2 separate regions of the Homo sapiens genome follow, and region 1 is linked to region 2. A link is an interaction called in ENCODE POLR2A ChIA-PET data of the cell type or tissue named here. Cell type or tissue: PC-9. All regions are shown on one strand. Links, peaks and the distances in the headings refer to the core of each region. The heading gives the core; the rest is flanking DNA.

Evidence for each region. ChIA-PET counts read pairs that join two places held together with the same protein. Peaks named below come from ENCODE experiments on the same cell type or tissue, not always from the same donor. Only the 100,000 strongest peaks of a DNase experiment are listed, where the experiment ranks them.
Region 1: POLR2A ChIA-PET joins it to region 2 with 6 read pairs; 2 of 35 experiments call an interaction of 5 or more read pairs at or near these places.

The regions. Positions count from the first base shown.
Region 1 is chr16:81,626,807-81,639,243 of GRCh38, reverse strand. All of the region lies in intron 3 of CMIP (c-Maf inducing protein), which reads right to left. It overlaps LOC105371362 (a long non-coding RNA gene), which reads left to right. Exons shown (of 4, transcript XR_007065138.1): 2 at 7,035-7,120; 3 at 7,788-8,054; 4 at 8,996-9,355. Among named protein-coding and RNA genes, the nearest start is that of MIR6504, 22 kb to the right of the region's middle. RefSeq lists enhancers at 4,343-5,183, 5,184-6,023, 11,240-11,861. In PC-9, for the core only: CTCF peaks have their summits at 5,681 and 5,880 (motif pointing right); a DNase peak (open chromatin) is centred at 6,253; H3K4me3 peaks cover 735 bases; H3K27ac peaks cover 3,960 bases.
Region 2 is chr16:80,948,867-80,961,303 of GRCh38, reverse strand. No RefSeq gene overlaps it. Among named protein-coding and RNA genes, the nearest start is that of CMC2, 52 kb to the left of the region's middle. RefSeq lists an enhancer at 12,303-12,352. In PC-9, for the core only: no CTCF peak of the experiment used is centred there; no DNase peak of the experiment used is centred there.

The sequences.
Region 1 (12,437 bases), core at 4,090-9,089, 680 kb before region 2:
CAGGTGATCTGAATGTGGTGCAGCCGGGGTTAACAGGTGCGACCCCCATTCTACAGACTTGAAGACCACAACACACAGAGGAAAAGGTAACCCACTCCAGGTCACAGCCGGCCCTGTAGGAACCAGGATTCTGGCTCAGGGTCACCCCCTGGTCCTGAGCTCCGGTCCTTGAAGGGACTGAGCCACACACACAGGAACAATCCTGGACTCTCCCTCGGCATTCTGGAAAGGCTCTCTGATCTTCACACGGTCCTAATCCCGGCGGGGGCTGTTTCTCCAGGAAAACTGAGTGCAGTGGAAAAACAGCCTGCACGGGTGGGCCGGGTGTGGGGTGGGCCTGGAGAAGTGCATTTCCTCATGGACTAGAACAGGCGCCCCTCTTTCAGAATTCTAAAACTCAACACAGCCTGCCCGCCCCTCCTGTCCTCCTGGATTCCCTGCTCTCAGGCTGACCAGAGGCTGTGCGGACAGGAGGCACCTCCCTCATTCCCACAGGAGGCTGAACTGGGGCAGGAACACCCAGTTCAGCAGGTTTTAAGTTAAGATTTTGAACAGGCTATAGAAAGAGGGAAAGAGGGGAAAACATTCTCAGGTGCAGGCAGAAGCTGCCGGGTTCTTCTCCAAGGAGAAGGGAGAGGGGGGAGAGGAAAGGGACAAGGGGAGGGATGAGAGGTGACAGAAGGGACAATAAGGAGCGTCGCCTCGGGCGTGTTATGCTCTGGCCTTGATAAGGATACGACCAGTTTCTCAGGGTTCCTTAATCAAATCCCAGGCACCATCCCCTCAGAGAGTCCCGTGCAGGTGGGGGTGGGCCAAGAGCTGTGGGATTTTCTTCTGCTCATTCCTGTGTCAAGATGCTCTGGGGGGAGGGCTGTGCCCGGAGACACATTCACTAAGAGAGGCAAACTCCTGCCTGGGTCATGAGGTGACTGGTGGCCCCAAAGAAGGTATGTCCACATCAACCCCTGCCATCTGTGAATGCAACATCCCACGTTTGGGATCTTGAGATGGGGAGATCACGCTGGATTATCTGGTGGGTCCTGAATCCAGTGACGAGTATCCCCAGGAAGTATACAAAGGAGAGACAGAGGAGGCGCAGGCCATGTGACCATGGAGGCAGACACCGGAGTGAGGGGGCCACAAGCCAAGTGCTAAGCTCTGAATGTTTGTATCTTCAAAAAATTCATTATTGAAACCTAATCCCCAGTGGGGGGGGTGTTAGGAGGTGGGGCCTCGTGGGGGTGATTAGTTCATGAGGGTGGAGCCCTCACCAATGGGATCAGTGCCCTTAGAAAAGAGGCTTGGGGGAGCTCCCTCACCCCTTCCCATGTGAGACACAGCGAGAAGGCACCCTCTGTGACGCAGGGAGCGAGCCCTCACCAATCTACCTTGATGGTGGACTTCCTGGCCTCTAGAACCATGAGAAATGAATTTCTGTTGCGCCAGGGAGGCTGGCAGGTCCCAGCCCCATGCTCAGCATGCCAACTTACTACCCTCATCACTCTTTGCTCACTCTACGACCTATGGGCCAGCTGCCTCCCCCACCAGCCTGCACACTCCTGGGAGCTCAGAGGCTCAAGCAAGCCATGTTTTTGCTCGCAGATGTGTGCATCATCACAAACGGAGAGTCGGGCAGATCTACACTTGAATTTCTTTTCCGCTTCTTATGAGCTGTGCAGCCTTAGGCAAACTACATCACCTCTCTGAACCTTAGTTTCCTCATCTGTAAAATGGGGATAATAGTAGCATTTGCATCCTGGAGCTATTGGGAGAATTAAATGTCACATTTCAGGCTTGATAAATGACACCTATTGAGTTCAGTAGGACACTGACTAAAGACAGTTAATGTCTTAGAAAAAATAAAGGTGACCAGCTGGGCACCGTGGCTCACACCTGTAATCCCAGCACTTCAGGTGGCCGAGGCAGGTGTATCACCTGAGGTCAGCAGTTCAAGACCAGCCTGGCCAACATGATGAAACCCCGTCTCTACTAAAAATACAAAAAAATTAGCTGGGCATGGTGGCACGCACCTGTAATCCCAGCTACTTGGGAGGCTGGGGCAGGAGAAATGCTTGAACCCAGGAGGCAGAGGTTGCAGTGAGCCAAGATTGTGCCACTGCACTCCAGCATGGGCAACAAGAGCGAAACTCTGTCTCAAAAAAAATAAAAAAGGTGACCAGAAACCCCCTAAATGTCCATCAATAGAGAAGTGCTTACACTGTGGCCCCCACAGTGCAACAGCAAACAGCAGTTAAAAAGAAGGAAGGAGGGTTACAAGATCTGCCGTGGATTCCACCTGCACAACATGCTGTTAAGTACAGTAGCAAATACATGCATAATCTATGTTGACATACACATATATATGATCTAATTCACGGGGCTTCAGGGGGTGGGGGGTGGGGACCAAGTCCGGCTGGTGACAGCTGTCTTCTTTGGAGACGGAAGTGGCTCGGGGGAGGACCAACGGGTAGGGCTCAGCTTTATCTGCAATGTTTCAAATTATTGCAGGAAGCCGTTCATGCATTGTGCATTTAATTAAAGAGAAATAAAGGAAAAAACTCTCCAAAGATTTCAGAAATTGGAATCATGACGGTGATATTGTATCTTTCCCCAGGATTCTTAAATTAGTCAGAATGCCATACTTTTTTTTTTTTTTTTTTTTTGAGACGAAGTTTCACTCTGTAACCCAGGCTGGAATGCAGTGGCGCAATCTTGGCTCACTGCAACCTCTGCCCCCTGGGTTCAAGCGATTCTCATGCCTCAGCCTCCCTAGTAGCTGGGATTACGGGCGCCTGCCACCACGCCTAGCTAATTTGTATTATTAGTAGAGATGGGGCTTCACCACATTGACCAGGCTGGTCTTGAACTCCTGACCTCAGGTGAGCCACCTGCCTCAGCCTCCCAAAGTGCTGGGATTACAGGCACGAGCCACCACACCGGGCCAGAATCCCATATTCTTAAAGAGAACTGGAAGGCATCTGAGATCTTACTACTTTTGACTTTTCAGTGGTCTAGTAGATGGATAATCCGATTTTTCAAGTGCATGTTCTTTGAAAAATTCATACAGAGGACAAGAACTCCAGCATGGAAGGCTCATGGCCCGCACACCTGTATCATGGTGCACACACACACCCACAACCCAGTTACACACACACTCACACACACAAACACACAACCAGCCCAATTTAAAACTGCACCTAAGTTTCAGCTGCATCATACATGCTGGCTTTCTTCTTTTTAACCTTACCACGGCCCTCCCTCCCGCCACCCCCTGAATCCATGCTAACTCCATGCTCACCATGTAAACCCCGAAAATTTGAGACTATGTTATATATCGGGGTCCACAAACCATTTTCCTAAGAGCCAAATAATAATAGTCCAGGCTTTGTGGGTCATGCCACCTCTGTTGTCACCAGCTTAATGCCACAGCAGGAATGGGCAGAGCTGTCCCCCCCTCCCCCAAATGGGCAGAGCTGTCCCCGCCACCCTGAAAACTCCTTATTTATAAAAACAGGTGCTGGGCCAGATCGTTTGCAGACGCTTGACGTCTATCATTTCATCTCTTTCTCCATGGTCACGGATAATCAAATACAAATATATATTTGTCTGGCAGCAGACTTTCAACGGCAAAAACTGCAATTACTTTTGCACCAACACGATACAGACAGGTTTTGTGGGGTCCTCATTTCATTTTACACAAATGGCACTGCATAATACTTATGTCTGCATCTGGCTTTTCCCTCCTAACACCTGGTGGGTGTCACTCCAGATCAATTCGTATCGATTTTCCCAGTCTGTGTGCTTTTCTAAGCCACTTCAAGGGTCATTAAGCAGAGGTAGGATATACCTTTAAAAAATTAAAATGAAGCCGACCAAATCCTTCCCCCTGACTCTGTCCTGTGTGCCAACCCTCCTGAGGGTCTTTCTGACAGGGCCACCAGCTTGGCCTTCTGAACCTCAGTAATTGGCCCTCCCCTCTTGACCAAGGCCACCCAGAGCGAAAAAGCAATTTGCACTCAACATTAAAGACTACGGGGTGGGGGTGGGGAACACCTCTTATTAATCATTAATATAAGGTGGCATTTTCAGGGCATTTCAGGAAACAACGCTGCTTAATTGCAACCCACCAAATAAATAAAAAAATGCAAATACTGTACCAGAGCCTGCTCTTCCTCTGTGGTGTGGGAGGCGGGCAGCCCCAGGCGAGTTTCCTAGCCCTTCCGAAATACAGTGAGGGACACCACAGGCTCTGTTTCCTTTGGGCCTGATAAAGGGAACTCTCTCTATCCCAAATAAGGATTTCCCTTGCCAGGCCTCAAGACGGTAGCATCTCAACAGGGGCCTCTGTTGTTTATTTCACTAAGAACTTTATCTAGTGCTTGCAGCACTTCAAAGGACATCTGATCTGTTCATGGCTTTGTTTGGAAGCCTCCATCCTTCCCAGCTGCATCCTCTGGGTGGGAGTCACCGGCGCCTACTACAAAGGGCTTTAACTTATGAGAATCCTGGAGAAGGATCCTGTTCTTTAATAAATTAATGTTCAGTAAGTCTCTAATGTGAGTTTCAAGCCAGGTAATGCTGTCATGCTTGAATATAGGAGAAGGCGCACTCCTGCCCTCCCTGGGGAGGCGGCTCCTCAGACACTCGTGCGGCAGACTCTACTCACCCAGAGAAGCTCAGCGTCCTAGGAGTGAGTTCAATGGTGTTCACCACAGTGAATTCTAAGTGACCTGCACAAACAGAGGGGATTCTGGCAGAGTAACCCGAAAGCTATGGACACGTTTAGTCATCCATGCTTGATCTCAGGCTATGAGAAACCCAGTAAGAAGGTGAAATGGTTACAGAAGGAGGCAGCAGACTCTGGGTTTGAATTCCAGCTTGGATGCATGAGAAGGTTAATCTGAGAGTCAGACTCGTGTTCATACAATGGAGATATAAAACCCAGGGACACTGTGCAGCCTAAAGAAAATAATGAAAATAAAGTAGATGGAAAACAGTAGGCACTCAATAGATGTTTATTGTTCTTTCCCCTTTCTTCACACTACTGCAGTGGTTCTCAAACGCTGGGGTGCATCACAGTCACCCGGAGGGTATGTTAAAATAGTTTGCTGCTCTCATCCTGCCACCTCAGAGTTTGTGAAACTGAAGACTGGCATTTCTAGAGAGTTCCCAGGTGATGCAGATACTGCTAGTCTTGGGACTTCACTCTGAAAACCACTGAGCTACCGGTTCAAAATCCCTGGGTCTGCAGTGCCAGGAGGCCTGGGATGATAAGGACCCTCTTGGATGGAAGATTGGTTGCAGACTTTAACAAAAGTCTCAAAAGTCAACAGACATGATGAATGGTCTGCCTGAGTCTGTTCCTGCCTCCAGCCGGTGTCAGGCTGGCCCCGACCTCTGGGGTGTGCTTTCTAAGGTCCTTGTACTCCTGGACAGAGGTCAGGTTCAGCCCAGTTTTCCAAAGGGAATGGTCCAAGCATGTGCCAGCCCCCGCTGGAAACAAACCACCCTGGCCTTCTGCTGCCACGTGCCAGCAAGCTCCATTAGGAGTGGCCTCAGTTTCTCTGAAAGGGGGTCTCTGTCCCTCTCAAGGCTTTCTGCAAAACAGTCTGTTGGTTCTGAAAGTGCACCAGGGTGCTCCGGCGAGCAGAATGTGGGCAACAGCCCTCAGGGCCCTAGTCGTTCTGCATCATCTCCCGGTCAATTATCCTCTCTCCCAAACACCTTCCCTTCCAGAGTTAGCCGGCTGTCCCGCTGGGTATTTTCTGATGATCCCTCGGTGAAGCAAGGGCCTAATTCCTCTGTGGGGACAAGCACTGCTCTTTTTAAAGTCTCTGTTTGGCCTCATCTCCGAGCCAACAGGCCAGCAGGTGGGAGCCCTGGAGGCCAACAAAAGAATGGCAGGCCACCTCCCTCTTCCAGGCTGGACACCTGGCCAAGGTGTGCCCCAAGTGCAGATCAGCAACCCAGCTCAGGGGCCTCCACTGCCCACCACTGGCTGTGAAAGAGACACACTGCAGACGCCTGCAGAACAAAAGATCTTGCTCATCAAGACGCTGCCTCTCATTTACGTTTTAAAAACTTGTCTTTAAAGGGCGAGAAAAAGAAAAACAAAATTCTGCCTTAAAGGGCAAAAAACAAGTTCACCCACAAACCGTTTACATGAAAAACTTCCTTGTATGGCTCCATGACTCATCAGCCTCATCAAAGCCTGCGCTGGATGACACACGAACGCTCGGGTCCCCCCTTCCTTGCCCAAAGAAACGATGACAACCCACAAACGCCACTTCTTCCTTCGCAGTTTGGGAAGCCACTGTAATGCGTCATTTCTGAGGCTCAGGAAAGACCTTTACCCAGAAGGTGGGGGTGGGGGTGTCTTGAATGTCCCAAAGCCCAAGGCTGGCCCTTATGTAGAGTTGAGGAAGCCCTGGCCAGGGACAGGGGAGTGCAAGGGAAGGCTCGGTGACCCAGGCACATGGTGCAAACCTAGGACCTCCACCTCCCAGCTCTGTAGCCAGGGGCAGCTCACTCCACCCTGGTCCCTGGAGTGTGCTTACAGGCTTCCGTGTTGGGGGGCTGCGAGGCCTGGGCAGCAAACCGCCTTGTACTGCCTCTGGCCTGTGGATAGTAGATGCTCAATAAACCTCTCCTTCCTGTCAGAAACTCAGTCTCCCTATGTGGATGACAGCATTTTCCTAAAGGATCTAAAGTTCCATCCACCTTAAACTCTGCCTGAAGGGAAGACTATGAAACTAGAAAAGAAAATGGTGTGGATTTGTGTGCTACTGCAGACACTGCTGCGACATATATTAAGGAGCATGGAACGGAACCGCGTGGATGATAAAGTCTGCGTGGTGTTTACAAAGGAATATTCATAAGCACTTTCTGAGAAGCCCCGTGCAGCTGCTAACAGTGACTGCCTAGGGGAAAATGGACTTGAAGGAGTAGAGGCCAACTTTTCATTTTATACCTTTCTATACTTTTTAGGACTACCACCTATGTACGTGCATTTTATTTTTGTTAAATGTTCGCAGGGGATATCTGGCAGGACAAGGAACTGGCTGGAAAGGGGCGCGAGGAGATCTTCTGGGTGACGGAGATCCAGGTGGTGGTTACTCAGGTGAGTACAGCAGTCAGAACTCCCTCACACTCAACAGTTAGGGCATGCACATTTTGTCACATGTAGGTAATAGCTTGATTTTTTTACAATTTAAAAGAAGTTAAGAGAGATTTAGGGATAGTGGGAATTTTCTTAGTTCTCTTTGTCCTTTTCGGTATTTTAAAAAGCTTCGTAAGTGCCAGTTTTTAAATGCTCTGTGTCTTAGGGCTCTTGCACACTGCTGGTGCAAGTATACACTGGTGCAACCACTTTGCAAAACTGCAGGGCAGCATCAACGAATGATAATTCAGCTCCCAGGCATATACGCAACAGGACTGTGGACACACATTCACCAAAAGATGTACACTAGAGTGTTTACAATGGTCTATTCGTAACAGCCCCAAACTGGAAAGACCTATCCACAGAATGAACAAGTTAACAGAGTCTAACCAGACAACAGAACACCACCCAGCAAAGTGAATAGACAAACTGCTGCTACACACAACACAGACAAATCATAAGAAGCCAGTCTCAAAAGAGTTCAGGGTGTCTGAGTCCATTTAGATAAAGTTCAAGTATATGCAAAGCTCACCTGTGCTGCTAGAAGTCAGGATAGCAGTGGCTGCCCATGGTGGGGAGGAGGGGCCCAGGTGAATGGTAACTCTTTTTGATTTGTACCCTTTTCTAGATGTATTTTATCCTTCAATGAGAAGTTTATTTCGAAAACGTCCTGTGTCTCTTCCAAAGATAGCTCCAGCTGGGCAAAGTGGCAGCTCTGTGGGCTCCAACGGAAGAGGCCAAAAGGCCCATCCTCCTCCTGTCCCCTGGGTTCAATTCACAGCCCTGCCTGTCTCTAGCTGTGTGATCCTGGACGTGCCTCTCTGCTTCCTCAGCTCCTGCTTCAAGACAGGCCTAACCAAATTTTGAGAAGTCCCCAGCAGAGCTCCCGACCCTAGTAGGTGCCTAGTAATTGTTTTTCTCTCCCTCTACTGTAACGAAAGCCTGCGAGACATGAGCTCTCTTTCCCAATGCTCCCGGCCCTCTGCCACTTGTTAGTTTCAATCCCTGAAGCAGCCCTGGTTACTAGTTATGGGGTCCCTGATGACCCACTGTGGGGCTTGGGCTGTGGCTGGGAGATGCTGGAGACTGTGGCCCTCGCGGGGGACTGGCAGCCTGGCCCCAAAAGGTTTCCCATTTGGATTGAACACGTGCACAAAGAGGCTGCCAGGCTGGACTCACCAGCTGCACCTCCCACTGAGGGCCCCTCCTGCAGTCTTGGAGTGGGCTGGGCCCCCTGCCTCTGGGGAAAGCCCCTCCTTTCACAGTTCTCCACTGAATCCCTTTGATCCCCTCTTAAGAGGTCACAAAGCCCTCTTTGACTGAGTGCCAGAAATTAATCTGGATAGAATTCCTGCCTTTTCAACCTGGATGAAGCAGGCAGGTGGCTGGGCCTGGAAGGGGATCAAGGCCGACTCCCGCCCATCCTTGCCTCCCCACCATTCTGCCTTCCTTCTCGGAGGGTAGGACCCTCCAAGAATGGACCCACGGTGCCTGCCTGGAAGTTCCACAGAAGCTTCTGTGAGAAAACCCCACGGAGGCACAGCCAGAGCCAGTGGCACTGACCCGGCCTCCAGGAGCACTCGCCCCATAGGCCTGGGCGGTCACTCAAGCAGGACGGGGGACACTGTCACTGCCTCTGTCAACTGGGTGGCCAGGCAGGGGCTATGTTGAGAAGAGCTCTGCCTCAGGGCAAAGCATGCGGTGGCTGATGGGTGATGCCCGCCCTGGGCTCATGAGTCGGTGGCCTGCGTGCCACACATGTGCCTCCGTCTTCTGCAGCCCCGTCTCCTAGCATCCTCCGACACCAAGAGCCTGTTTTCCTCTGTGTCCTTGTAGATCAGAGAAGAAGAATGAATGTTCTGAGTGGGTACCACATGGCAGGTGCTATTCTAAATACTGAACAGCTGTGAACCCATTTAATCCCCGTAAGAAACTGGTGAGCTTGGTTTCATTTGACTCAAGAGGCCCAGAGACGAAAGCAACTGGTCCAGGGTCACACAGCCAGCAGGAAGTGGATCAGGGTTGGAACCTGGGCAGTCTGGCCCTGAAGCGCTGCAGAAAGTATTATTTTGGGAGCAAATAGGTAATAGGTGGTGAGAGCCACCTAAAAATACCCCTCCTCTCTGGCCCAGTAACCACTTCTAGAAATCTGCCCTAAACAAGTAACTCAAATAAAGCGAAAGCTGAGATACACGACGGTCATGGCTGCGTTATCTATAACTGAGGAAAGCTGGGAACGACCCGAAGGGCAACCACAGCAGAGGCCTTTGGTAAATGGCCCCAGCCTCTTCACGGACGATTCTGCAGCCATTAGGAAGCCTCCCTTGGGCGCTGTGGCACGGCACTGGGATGTCTGAGCTGCCATGCCTTGGCGAGGCTCACAGGACTGTCCATGTGCCTGGCCACAGCTGCTAAAATGGCTGCGTGAAGATGGACGCAGCCTCGGAGGAGAACTGCAAGGTCATAACTGGCAGGAGCTGGGGGTGCTGACCTTGAAGTGATCGTAAAAAGGTCGAAAAGGAGACAGAGAGGGAGGAAGGTGGCCAAGACGGGGTTAGACGGGCAAACGGAGGTGGGGTGGGGTTCAAGGGCAACGTCTTCCCTCAAGACCAAGGGATGAGCTGGGCTAGAGGGGACAGGCCCAGCCAGGAGCCACCTCGGAGGGTCACTGTATAGAGTGAGGGAGTCAGGTGCAAGGCCAGATCTGGGCTTCCAAACCTCAAGTTTAAAGTCAGGGGACACAGCGACCAGTGTGTTTGGGGAAGATGTGGAAGCGGGTCAGTCCTGAGTGTGACACCGGGCCTGGGAGAGGTGGTCTGACAGCGGCTGTGCTGATGACGTGCAAGACAGGATGAGGCAATCAGCCCTTCTGCGTGAGAAACAGGGGCCTGCCTAGTCAGACGTCAATTCACATTATCTTTTTTTTTTTTTTTTTTTTTTTTTTTTTTTTAAGCACAGTTTCACTCTGTCACCCAGGCTGGAGTATAGTGGCACCATCTCGGCTCACTGCAACCTCCGCCTCCCGGGTTCAAGCGATTCTCATGCTTCAGCCTCCTGAGTAGCTGGGACTATAGGCCTGAGCCACCACGCCCAGCTAATTTTTGTATTTTTAGTAGAGACAGGGTTTCCCCATGTTGGCCAGGCTGGTCTCGAACTCCTGACCTCAAGTGATCCTCCCGCCTCGGCCTCCGAAAGTGCTGGGATTACAGGTATGAGCCATCACGCGCAGCCAATTCACATAACCCTAGTGGTGATGGGAGACTTAGGGAAAAGTGGAAAGCTCTCACGCAAGCCTCAGGCACCAGCAACACCCAGGCTCTACCCAGATGTGCCACGAGAACAGGTGGGAGCCGGGGCACTGCTCCCAAGTGCACATCAGGTGTGAGAAGTGTCTGGGTAGCGTGTGTCTGTGTACATGCATGCATGTACAGTTGGGAGCCACACTCCCGGTGGCTGAAGTCCCAGGTTCTGGACTCACTCAGACTTCTGTTCAAATCCCATCTAAGCCATTGAACAGCTGTGTGACCTTGAGTGAGTGATTTAACCTCAGCCTCAGTTTCCACATCAGTAAAAAGGGAGAAGAGGAGGAACAGGCACCTCCTCAGGGCTGTAAGGATTCACCAAGGTGAGTAAGTGAGGCACTGGCACATGCATGGGACAGGAGTTAAGTGTCCATCATGGCTCGAGGACCAGCTGCAGCCTTGTGCTAAGGCCTTGGGGTGCAACTGGGGGCTCGGCTTGGGCTGGATGACGACTTGGGGGATGTGAGCTTGGGAAGGGATTTGCAGCCTGGTGGAGAAAGCGCCTGGGGCCACATCTCTAGGACACTAGGAGTGGCTCTTCCCCAGGGAGGCTCCCATGACCAGGAGGCGACCCAGGGGAGGTGGGCTCCGGGAGCAAGGTCAGAGCCAGGGGTGACAGCCCCTACTGGAGGCCCGGTCCAGAGCCTCAGGATTTCCCCTTTTGTAGGGATCCCCCCTTCTAGCATGGCCCTCAGTGAGGGGTCAGGGGAGGCATCAGCTCAAGGGCTCTGTGTCATTCTGACCTGGTCCCCTGGGCCTTTCCCCTGCATGGGGATGAGGGTGATGGATCCCGCCCTCCTGAGGGTGCAGCCAGTGGGGACATGACCCAGGCCCTGCCCTCAGCTTCCCGTCAGGTGGGCTTCCCCTCTCTGAGCCCCAGGCACTTTGCCTTGGTGCTGGGGACTTTGAGGGTTGTGGTCCCCCAGCGCCAGCTCCCAACACAGAACATGGAACAGACTCATTCCCGAGGCGCCGCAGCCACTCATGAGGTGGAAGCGAGATTGTGACCCTCGCTGGGAGGCATCTGGCTTTGGCACGGTCCTTTATCCTCATCCTTTATCCACTTGGACGCTCAGTCCCCTCTGCTATGAGATGGGGGAGGGATGTGGACCCCACAGAACTGTTTCCGGACTCAGGAGCACAGGGGCACATAGTGCTGGACACAGGGGACACTCCGTGGCCAGAGCCGGGCAGAGACAGTCTCGAGGGCGGGCTTCCCACCCACCCTAGCCCTCCCAGGCCATGAGTCAGCCGGGACCACCTGTGGAGGCTGGAAGGGGCTGCCAGGGAGACAGGCCGAGCCAGCTGCTCCCACCATGTCGGACCCACTTGGAGACACTGATGATGGCGCATGAGAGGCTCCCACGCGTGGGCTCCTACCAGGATCCCTTCTGCCTGCTGCACAAACAACACAGCCTTCGATCCTCACACGGCCCAGTGACGAGACGCCATGATCATCCCCATTCCACAGAGGAGAAAACTGAGGCCCAAAGAAACACACTCCAAACCAGCATACTCATAGTATCCCCACAGGCCACACACACACTCACACACACATAAAACAGTCATCCCACATGCCACACACACACACTCATAAAATAGTCACCCTACAGGCCACACACACACACATTCATAAAATAGTTGGCCCATATGCCACACACACACCACACACACACTCTCACAGTCACCCCCACACACCACACATACACAAACACACACATAAAACAGTCACCTCACATGCCATGCACACATACTCATAAAACAGTCACCCTACAGGCCACACACACACACATTCATAAAATAGTCGCCCCATATGCCACACACACACTCAGTCACCCCCACACACCACACATACACAAACACACACATAAAATAGTCACCCCACAGGCCACACACACACACATAAAATAGTTACCCCACAGGACACACACACACACTCATAAAATAGTCACCCCATATGCACCCCACACACACAC
Region 2 (12,437 bases), core at 4,102-9,101:
TCAGAAATGTTTAGCATTTAAAAAATGTATCTGTTGAACATTTGTATGTCTTCTTCTGAGAAATGTCTATTCAAGTCCTTTGCCCATGTAAAATTTTTCATTTTACTTTTTTTTAGAGATGGGGTCTTGGTATGTTGCCCAGGATGGAGTGCAATGGCTATTCACAGGCATGATTATAGCACACTACAGCCTTGAACTTCTATTGTCAAGTGATCCTCTTGCCTCAGTCTCCTGAGTAGCTGGAACTACAGATGTGTACCACTGCGTCCAGTCTGCCTATTTTTTAAGAGAGTTATTTGTTTTGTTGTTATTGAGTAGTGTGAATTCCTTGTACATTTTGGATACTAGTTTCTGATTCAATGTATGATTTGCAAGTATTTTATCCCAATTTGTAGGTTGCCTCTTCATTCTATTGTTCTCTTTGCTGTGCAGAAGTTTTCTAGTTTGATGCAATCTCATTTATCTATTTTTGATTTTGTTCCTTGTGTTTTTAAGGTCGTATCTAAGAAATCTTTGCCTAGATCAATGTCCTGGAACTCTCTCCCTGTTTTTTCTTAGTAGTTTTACAGTTTCAGGTCTTACATTCAAGTATTTAATCCATTTTGAGTTGGTTCTTGTATAAGGGGTGAAACATGGGTTCATTTTCATTCTTCTGTATGTGGATATGCAATTTTCCCAACACCGTTTATTGATGAGACTGTCTTTTTCTCATTGTGTATTCTTGACACGTTTGTCAAAAATTAATTGGCTTTTGGTGTTTGGGTTTATTTCTCATCTCTCTGTCCTATTCCATTGGTTGATGTGTCTGTTTTTATGTCTGTACCATGCTGTTTTGATTGCTGTAGCTTTGTGATATCTTTTGAAATCCAGTAGTGTGATACCTCCAGTTTCATTCTTTTTGGTTGATAATGCTTTGGCTATTCAGGGTCTTCTGTGGTTCTTTATGAATTTTAGGATGGTTTTTTCTATTCCTGTTGAGAATGGCTTTGAAAGTTTGATAGAGATTGCACTGAATCCGTAGATCACTGTGGGTAATATGGACATCTTAACAATATTAATTTATTCCAATCCATGAATAGGGGTATCTTTTCATTTATTTGTGTTATTTTCAATTTCTTTCATCAATGTTTTATAGTTTTCAGTACACAGATCTTTCACTTCCTTGGTTAAATGTATTCCTGTGTTTATGCTATTGTAAATGGGATTGTTTTCAGACGATTTGTTGTTGGTGTATAGAAACACGACTGATTTTTGTTAAGTTGATTTTGTATCCTGCAACTTTACTGAATTTATCTGTTCTAGCGGTTTTTTCAGGGAGTCTTTAGGATATTCCATATATAACAGCATGTTGTCCACAGAGACCATCTCTTGTCATCCTTTCCTATTTGTATGCTTTATTTCTTTCGCTTGTGTAATTGCTGTGGCTAGGGCTTCCAGTACTGTGTTGAACAGAAGTTTTGAGAGTGAACCTCCTTGTCTTGTTCTTGATTCTAGAGGAAAAGTCTTCAGCTTTTCACTTTTGACCATGATGTTTGCTGTGGGCTTATCATATATGGCTTTTATTGTGTTGAGGAACATTGTTTCCGCATTTCTCTCATGTTTTATTCTTCTTGTGTTTTTTAAGTTCAGGGGTACATGTGCATGTATTTATATAGGTAAATTTGTGTTACGGGGGTTTGTTATACAGATTATTTCAATACTCAGGTATTAAGCCTAGTACCTATTCCTTATTTTTCCTGATCTTCTCCCTCCTCCCATCCTCCATCCCTTGATAGGCCCCAGTGTCTGATAGCTGTAGTTGTGCAGGCTTATTTCTGTGTTCTTTATTCTTTTCCATTGGTCTATGTGTCTATTTTTGAACCATGCTGTTTTGGTTACTGTAGCCCTGTAGTATAGCTTGAAGTCAGGTAGCATGATGCCTCCAGCTTTGTTCTTTTTGCTTAGGATTGCCTTGGCTATTTGGGTCCTCTTTTGGTTCCATATGAATTTTAAAATACCTTTTTCTAGTTCTCTAAAGAATGTCACTGGTAGTTGAATAAGAATAGCATTGAATCTATAAATTACTTTGAGTGATATGGCCATTTTAATGATATTGATTATTCCTAGCCATGAGCATGGAATGTTTTCCCATTTGTTTGTGTCATCTCTGATTTCTTTGAGCAGTGTTTTGTAGCTCTCCTTTTAGAGATCTTTCACCTGCCTGGTTAGCTGTATTCCTAGGTATTTTATACTTTTTGTGGCAGTTGTGAATGGGATTGTATTCCTGATTTATCTCTTGACTTGACTGTTGTTGGTGTATAGGAAATGCCATACACCAACAACATCCCTTTTGTACATTGATTTTATATCCTGAGAGTTTAATGAAGTTGTTTATCAGCTTACGGAGCTTTTGGGCCAAGACTATGGGGTTTTCTAGATACAGAATCTTGTCATCTGTAAACAGCGATAATTTGACTTCCTTTCTTCCTATTTAGATGCCCTTTCTTTCTTTCTCTTGCCTGATTGCTCTGGCCAGGACTTCCAATCTATGTTGAATAGGAGTGGTAAGAGAGGGCATCCTTGTCTTGTACTGGTTTTTAAGGGGAATGCTTCCAGCTTTTGCCTGTTCAGTATGATGTCAGCTGTGGATTTGTTGTAGATGGCTCTTACTGTTTTGAGGTATGTTCCTTCATTACCTAGTTTATTGAGAGTTTTTAACATGAAGGGATGTTGAATTTCATTGAAAACCTTTTCTACATCTGTTGAAGTAATCATGTGGTTTTTGTCTTTAGTTCTGTTTATGCAATGAATCACACTTATTGATTTGTGTATGTTGAACCAACCTTGCATTCCAGGGGTAAAGCATACTTGATTGTGGCAGATAGCTTTTTGATGTGCTGCTGAATTTGGTTTGCCACTATTTTCTTGAAGATTTTTGCATCAGTCTTCATCAAGGATATTGGCTTGAAGTTTTCTTTTTTTTGTTATGTCTTTGCCAGGTTTTGATATCAGGGTGATGGTGGCCTCATAGAATGAGTTAGGGAGGAGTCCCTTTTCCTCAATTTTTAAGAATAGTTTCAGCAGAAATGGTACTAGCTCTGCTTTGTACATCTGGTAGAATTCAGATGTGAATCCATCTGGTCCTGAGCTTTTTTTGGTTGGTAGGCTATTTATTACTGATTCAATTTCAGAGCTTGTTATTGGTCTGTTCAGGGATTCAGTTTCTTTCTGGCTCAGTCTTGGGTGGGTGTATGTTTTCAGGAATTTATCCATTTCTTCTAGATTTTTCTAGTTTGTATGCATAGAGATGTTCATAATATTCTTTGATGGTTTTTTGTATTTCTGTGGAGTCAGGGGTAATTTTCCTTTGTTGTTTCTAATTGTGTTTATTTGGACCTTCTCTCTTTTCTTCCTTATTAATCTCATAGTGGTCTATTTTATTTTTTTTCAAAAAAAAAAACCACCCTAACTCTCGGACTTGTTGATCTTTTGAATGCTTTTTTGTGTCTCAGGCTCCTTCATTTCAGCTCTGATTTTGGTTATTTCTTGTCTAGCAGCTTTGGGGTTGGTTTTCTCTTGGTTCTCTAGTTCTTTTAGTTGTAATGTTTGGTTAAACTGAGATCTTTCTAACTTTTTGATGTGGGCATTTAGTGCTATACATTTCCCTCTTAACACTGCCTTGGCTGTGTCCCAATGATTCTAGTATGTTGTATCTTTGTTCTCATTAGTTTCAAAGAACTTCTTGATTTCTGGCTTGGTTTCATTATTTATCCAAAAGTGATTCAGGAGCAGGTTATTAAATTTTCATGTAATTTTATGTTTTTGGGTGAATTTCTTAATCTTGATTTCTAATTTGATTAGAAATTAGAAATCTGTGGTCCAAGAGACTGGTTGTTATGACTTCAGTTCTTTTGCATTTCCTGAAGAGTGTTTTATGGGAAATTATGTAATTGATTTTAAAGTATGTACCATATGGCAATGAGAAGAATGTATATTCTATTGTTTTTGGATGGAGAGTTGTGTAGATGTCTGTTAGGTCCATTTGATCCAGTACTGAGTTCAGGTCCTGAATATTTTTGTTAATTTTATGCCTTGATGATCTGTCTAATATTGTCAATGGGATGTTAAAGTCTCCCACTATTACTGTGTAGGAGCCTAAGTCTTTTTGAAGGTCTCTAAGAACTTGCTTTATGAATCTGGGTGCTCCTGTCCTGGGTGCATATATATTTTGGATAGTTAGGTCCTCTTGTTGAATTGAACCCTTTTCATTATGTAATGCCCTTGTCTTCTTTGATCTTTGTTAGTTTAAAGTCTGTTTTGTCTGAAATTCAGATTGCAACCCCTGCTTTTTTCTGTTTTCCAGTTACTTGGGTAGATTTTTCTTCATCCCTTTATTTTGAGCCTATGCGTGTCATTGCCTATGAGATAAGTCTCCTGAAGACAGCATACCAATGGCTCTTTGTTCTTTATCCACTCTGTGCCTTTTAAATGAGACATTTATATTCAAGGTTAATGCTGATATGTGTGGATTTGATCCTGTCATCATGATGTTAGCTGGTTTTTGTGCAGACTTGTTTATGTGGTTGGTTTATAGTGTCACTGGTCTGTGTACTTAAGTGTGTTTTTGTAGTAGCTGGTAATGTTCTCTCCTTTTCATATTTAGTGCTTCCTTTCAGAGCTCTTGTAAGGCAGGTCTGGTGGTAATGAATTCCCTCAGCATTTGCTTGTCTGAAAAGAAACTTATTTCTCCTTCGCTTATGATGCTTAGTTTGGCCAGATATGAAATTCTGGGTTAGAATTTCTTTTCTTTAAGATTGTTGAATATTGGCCTCCAATCTCGTCTGACTTGTGGGGTTTCTGCTGAGAGGTCTGCTGTTAGTCTGATGGGCTTCCCTTCATAGGTGACCTGACCTTTCTCTCTATCTGTCTTAACATTTTTTCTTTCATTTTGGCCAAGGAGAATCTGATGATTATGTGATGATCTTCTTGTGAAGTATCTTACTGGGGTTTTCTACATTTCCTGAATTTAAATGTTGGCCTCTCTAGTTGGATTGGAGAAGTTCTCATGGATGATATCCTGAAATATGTTTTCCAAGTTGCCTACACTCTCCCCATCTCTTTCAGGGACACCAATGAGTTATAGATTTGGTCTCTTTATATAATCCCACATTTCTTGGAGGTTTTGTTTGTTCCTTTTCATTCTTTTTTCTTTAATCTTATCTGACTGCCTTGTTTCACAAATCTAGTCTTCAAGCTCTGAGATTCTTCCTTCCACTTGGTCTATTCTGCTATTATACTTGTGATTGTATTATGAATTTATTGTAGTGTGTTTTTCAGCTCTGTCAGGTCAGTTACATTCTTTCCTAAGCTGGTTGTTTTGTCTGTCAGCTCCTACATTGTTTTATTGTGATTCTTAGCTTCTTTGAATTGAGTTTCAATGTACTCCTGTATCTCAGTGATCTTTGTTTCTATCCATATTCTGAATTATATTTCTATCATTTCAGCCATCTCAGCCTGGTTCACAACCCTTGTTGGAGAGGTGATGTGGTTGTTTGGAGGAAGGAAGGCACTCTGGCTTTTTGAGTTGTCAGGGTTCTTGTGCTGGTTCTTTCTCATCATTTTATGTTCCTTCAATCTTTGAACTTGCTGATGGTTTTTTTTTTCCTCTTTTATCCTATCTGATGACCTTGAGGGTTTGTGGTGTAACGTGGATTCAGCAGACTGGCTTTATTTTAGAAGATTTTAGGGAATTAGGGCTCAGCTCCCAACTCCTAGACTGTGTGTTCTAATTCTGGGGAACTTGTATTGGCCTTGACTTTGTTCTCTGTCTCTTCACGGTTAGAAATCCACTGCACTGGCGGGGCTGAGGTGCTCGCAGACCACTGGTCACTACACTTTGATAGTTGGTGTCAGCCAAAGTGTTTCATAATACAGTGACAGGGGGATCTGTCCTTGCTTGTACGTGCCAACAGCAGCAGCAGCAGCAGCAGCAGCGTAGTGGGGTGCTCTCTAGTTGGCTGTGGCAGGGTGATAGCGGGTACCAGCATGCCTGCCCCTGTGCAGGCGTTCACCACAGTGGCAGAGGCAACATGGCTGGGGGTGTCAAGAGGTCCCTGCTGGTGACTATGCTTGTGGTCATGCTGGTGGTGATGTTTGCACAGGTGCTAGCAGGCACAGGCCTTTGTGTGTTCTCCATAGGCAGGAATGGTTGCTCAGAGTGGGGGAGGTTCTGCTGTTCTTCATGCCTAGTTTGACTCCCGTGACAGTGTTGGATCCAGAGCAGGGTGCTGGTGAGGACAGGCCTGGCTGTCTCTGTGCCCACTAAGGCTTCAATTGCAATGGCAGTTGGTAGGGGGAAGGGGCGGGTGGACTGCACTCGCAGTGTAGCAGTGGCAGGGCAAAGAACATATATACATCTACATTGGCAGGGCAAGAAAAGCAAAACCGTTCACACACATGCACCAGTAAAGCAATGTGAGGGGTTGCCGTGGTCCAGGGGGAAGCTGCCATGTGGGGAGGGAGTGTCAGGCTGGTGTGTGGCTGTGGGGGCCCTCCCACTGGAGCTCTCTACAGGTCAGGCATGGTTTGCCAGCGCTAAAGCTATGATACAGGCCCCAGGGCACCTGAGGCTGCCCTGCAAGCAGGCACGGTCAGGCTGGATTTCTGGGAGAGACCAGCAGACCAAGGGGTGCTCAGGTCAGACCAGTCCCATCTGATGGAGAAGACTACCCTGTAGAGTTCAGGTCTGACAGTATCCCTGGGGCTAAAGTCTCCAATGGGAGCAAGTCAGCCAGGGATGGCCATCCCTGGCTGTGCTGTGCTACACACGCTCCTTTACCAAGCGCTCTGGGCTCCATGTCAGCTGGCTTGCTGCCCCTGCCACTTCTCTAAGCAGCTCTCCTTGCCAACTACAGTGTCTGTGGTGGTCTAGGGGTCACCTCTTGCTGGGATTCCAGAGGGCCGTGGTAAGAATGGGGTTGCTCCTGGCCAAGTGAACTAACCTGTTCCCCTAGAGTCATTGGGGGCCAGGAATGAGTCCTGGTGCACGGTAGTCCTGTGCAGCGTTCCCAGTTTCCTTCCCCATCAGCCCAGCCTTCCTCTGTCCACTCTTGGTGCCTTCCCTTTGAAGGTCTGTTAGGAGTGCGCCCATCGTCTTGGTCCCTTGGTGACAGCTGTTCCACCTGACTGTGTCTAGTCAGCCATATTCTCTTTTTTTTTTTTTAGTCTAGCTAAGTTTTGTTGATCTTTTCTATTGTTTTTCTAGTTTCTATTTAATTTATTTCTGCTCTGGTCTTTATTATTTCCTTTTTTTTTTTTTTTTTTTTTTTGCTAACTTTGAGCTTAGTTCTTCTTTTTCTAGTGCCTTGAGGTATAACATTAGGTTGTTTATTTGAGATCTTTCCTTTTTTTTGATACAGGTATTTATTGGTATACAGTCTCTCTTAGTACTGCTTTTGCTGCATCTCATAAGTTTGGATATGTTGTGTTTCCATTTTCCTTTGTCTCAATATATTTTTATATTTTCTTCTTTAATTTTTTCTTGGACCCAATAGTCATGCAGGAACATATTATTTAGCTTTCATATACTTGTAAATTGTCTGTGATTTTTCCTGTTACTGCTTTTAGTTTCATCTCATTGTGATCAGAAAAGATACTTGATATGATTTCAGTGTTCCTTGATTAAGACTTGTTTTGTGGCCTAACATGTGATCTATCCTGGATAATGTTCCATAGACACTTGAGAAAAATGTATATAAAAGTAAATTTTAGAGTTGGAATTTTTCACTGGATCTTGGCTTCCCCATATACCTTTGGTAACTCACCTCACCTCACCTCTTTAAACCTCCATTTTCTCATCTGTAAAATGGAGATCTGTGCTTCACCAGTTATATGCATCAAAGGAGACCATAGTATTGGTTTTGGAGTATAAAAGGCCATACAAATATTAACCGATATTTTCTAGAGAGTGTGTAATAGAGCGTATCAGACTTCTCTTGGGATCCCACGAGGACATCCCATCAGAACAGGCCAGGAGTGGCCTCTGATGGGTGCTCTGAATGCTAGGTGGCTTTGGGAGCTCCTTGGACTCTCCTGAGGCATGAGTTGGGTCTAGGGAGGGTCTAAGAAGAGTGTTAGTCTCCTCTATCTTGTTCTCAGCCTCCCTGTGCTGCTCCTGGGCTCAGCCAAGGAAGTTTCACTGGCTATGGTCCTTGGCCCATATTGCAGTGACCTTCATGGCATGAGGAAAGCCGTACACAGTCCCTGGTGCCTTCATATGTCTTTACTGGATTCCCAAGGCATCCTGACCAGTGTACTAGGTGTTGGTATATATTATGAAGAAAGCAGACATGGAGTTGATAAGTCTGGGGAGAAATCTGCTGGGTTTTCCAGGTGTCTGGTCCAGCATTGTCCAGTAGCAGCACTTCCTACAATGATGTTAATGTTTATAGATCTGTGCTGTGCAATGTTGTGGTCATATGCCATGCATGGGGGTTGGGCTCTTAAAATGTGGTTTGTGCAAATGAGGGACTAAATTTCTAATTTAACTCAATTAATTTAAAGGTCACATGTGGCTAGTGGCCATTATGTTGGACAGTATTGGTCAGTGCTAGAAACTTCCCGAGATGGTTAGAAGGGCACCCAATCTGGCCAAAGGCTTGACTTCTCTTCCTAAGAAAGGGCTGTGAGACCCAGAAGTGTCCTGAGTCCAGGCCTTTGCTCTGTCTCCTGCTGTGTGTATGGATTTTTCATTCCATTTGGCCTCTTCTCTGTTTAGTTTTTTCATCTGTAAAATTGGATTAATTTTTTAATTGCTAAACCCTTGACTCCATTGTGATTTGTCTTTTAATCCATCTGCAACAGATTACTACAAATGTGATTGGCTTAAAACAACAGAATTTTATTCTCTTTCAATTCTGGAGGCCAGAAGTCTGAAACCAGTTTCGTTAGGCTGAAACCAGGGTTTTAGCAGAGCCACCCTCCACTGGAGGCTCTAGGGAAGAATCCATTCCTTCACTCTTCCAGCTGCTGGTGGCTGCTGGCATTCTTTGGCTTGTAGCTGCATCACTGTGATCTCTCCTTCAGTGGTCATGTGACATTCTCCTCTTCTGTGTTTAGTCTCCCTCTGCCTCTTTCTGATAAGGACATTTGTGATTGCATTTAGGGCCCCTGCTAGATAATTAAAGGTTATCTCTTCATCTCAAGATCCTTATTTAGGCTGGGCACGGTAGCCAATTCCTCTAATCCCAGCTACTTGGGAGGCTGAGGTGGGAAGATTGCCTGAAGCTAGGAGTTTGAGACCAGCCTGGGCAACATAGTAAGACCCCATCTCTAAAAAAAATGCAAAAATCAGCCAGGTGTGGTGGCATGTACCTGTAGTCCCAGCTACTCAGGAGGCTGAGGCGGGAGGATCGCTTTATCCCAGGAGTTCAAGGCTGCAGTGAGCTATAATTGCCACTGCACTCCAGCCTGGGCAACAGTGTGAAACCCCACCTCAAAGAAAAGAAGATCCTTAATTTAATTACATCTGCTAAGATCCATTTTTCACATAAGGTAGCATGTATGAATTCCAGGGATTTGGACATGATATTTTGGGGTGCCATTATTCAGCTAACTACACCTAGTAATATTTATTAATAGTGGACTTCCTTTAGATAAAATGCTGTGGCTATGTCATGGGATGTGTAGAAGTTGCTACCTGTCTGCCAGGATCTCCAGAGAGAATTTTCTCTGTTCTGAATGGAGACCCAAGTTTGATAAAAATTTTGAGATTGCTCCCTTCCCTGCTTCTACCATGAATTACCTTGATTTGTTTACGGCAGCTCATCTTACTAAAAGGTTGGTCAACTCACAAATGTGCCCCACTGCACACTCTACCAATATTTGAATTATTCCCCATATTACCTCCAATTCCTAAAACGTGTGGAAGGAACTTTGGGACTTCAGTTAGGAAAACGCAAACTGTATTGCATCTGAGTGAGAGGAGAGAACATTTGTTCTATCAGCTGGGTAAGTGATGTTTCACAAATTAGAAAATATAGAGGCTTGGCCCTGACACAGCTCAAGAACAGATTGTGACTCTGCTTTGGAATGTCATGTTTTACTGTTATTTAATCAAATCTGAGAGCAGTGGTTGGGAAGTGGGTTTTGTAAATATTGCTCTGAAGCATTCACATTTCAACAGAAAACAGATGCCAAGTGTTTTCATTAGTATCGATATTCAGAGTTATTTGAATAAAACACAAATCTACTTCCTGGTAAAGCAAAACACCTGCAAAGGCCTGGAGTTGGTGGGGTTGGGGGAGAGGGTGGGGGGAATATGTATTTGTAAAGTTTGAATGAGGAATAAAGTTAGCTGGAAGACCTTCATTTTTCCTAAAGAAGCCTAAAAATGAAATATTTATAACTAGAGGGATATAGAAACACAATTATAATTTAAAGTGTGAGTCACAACACCGTCTTATTCAACCAGGGAACAAAATGACTTAAAGGCAGAATAAAATTACTTCATTTATGTGTCTTAAGAATACGACATTCTTTCAGTCTGCTCATGTCCTTGGGTTAAATGGCAGAGTGTCTGTTCTGTTCCCCGAGGTGGTCAGTAGCTTTATTACTGGTCATTCGTCTGGGGTGGCTTTTCCAAGAATTAATAATGATAATAATAACAATTCACTGCCAAGCACTGTGCTTTACTTATGTCATCTCTTTTAATCATGTTGCCTTGTTTGGTAAGTATCATTGTCCCCATTTGATAGGTAAGGAAACTGAGGCTTGGAGAAGCTTGGCCACTTACCCAAACCCACTGAGTTACTAGCTGTCAGAACTGAGGTATGAACCAGTGCCCTTGATCTGGAGCCCAGCCCTCAGTCACTTGCCTACCCTCCCGAATGAGATGGGCTTGGGTGCTCCCCTCACTTTCTTTTGAAAGCCTATGTAACTAACTCCCCTGGCAAATTCCGCTCTGCTATGTTTGGTCATGGTCACCATCAATAGAGAGGGATTAACTTGCATACTAAGGTTTTGACTTTTTTGCAACATCTGGGCATTGATCTCGGCTCACTGCACTCCAGTGTGTGTGTATATATATACATATATGTAAAAAGATACATATATCTATACAGATATACAAAAATAGGTATATATGTATATATTAAAAATATGTATATATGTATATATAAAATGTGTGTGTATATATAATATATATCATATGTCATATATAATATATATTATATATCTTATATATAATATATATTATATATTATATATCTTATATATAATATATATTATATATTATATATCTTATATATAATATATATAATATATATTATATAATATATATTATATAATATATATATCTTATATATTATTATATATCTTATTATATATTATATATATATATATATATATTTTTTTTTTTTTTTGAGATGGAGTCTTGCTCTGTCGCCCAGGCTGGAGTACAGTGGTGTGATCTCGGCTCACTGCAACCTCCATCTCCTGGGTCAAGCAATTTTGCTGCCTCAGCCCCCTCAGTAGCTGGGATTACAGGCGTGTGCTACCACGCTTGACTAATTTTCCCATTTTTAGTAGAGACAGAGTTTCACCACGTTGGCCAGGCTGGTCTCAAACTCCTAACCTCAAGTGATCTGCCTGCCTCAGCCTCCCAAAGTGCTGAGATTACAGGCATGAGCCACCGTGCCCAGCCTTATGTATTTTTTTTTCTTTTTACTGTGACTATGTCTCTTCAAACTCCCTCGTATTTCTAAATGAGAGATGAGATGGAACTCGATAGCTTCCCGGGAATAGAGAAAATCTCCCCACATCTAAAGAAAATTTCATTTACTTTCTCACAGGGGGATATTTCTTCTTCAGATTCCTAGTCTGCTTTTTACTACTGATGAGCTAACACCCTGGGTTTCAGTGTGCTCATGCACTTGAAAGGGCTCATGCCCTTGAGTTCTGTGAGCTGGTGCCATGAAGTGCTGTCTTCACTCATGCACTCTCACTCAAGGAGTTTTCCTTGAGCTCCCTCTCTCTGCTGGGCCTGGGCTTATGTCGGGGAAACACTGTGAATATATCAGGCTACGCCCCTGGCCTCCCAGAAGCCTCAGCATATGCAGTGAGTGCACTGCCAGCCTTTTCGCCTAGACAGTGCCATGTTGTGCAGGTGTATCCTGCCTATTGCAGGCTGTTCATCGAGCCTGGCCCTGACCCACCAACTTCTCAAGCAGGGTGACCGCAACGATGTCACCATACCTTTCCAGGTGCCTCCAGGGGGCGCTGCTGCCCCTGGTTGAGAACCACTGCTGGGAAGTGGCAAGTTTGGATGGAGTCCCCAACCAATTCTGTCTTGGGTGTGGTACCCACTTGTCTTTATTTCTAGGAATTTGGCCCATACTAAGGATGGCAGAAGCAGATATTTGAAAAAGGAGAAGGAAAACCAAATCCATTTATCAGGGTCC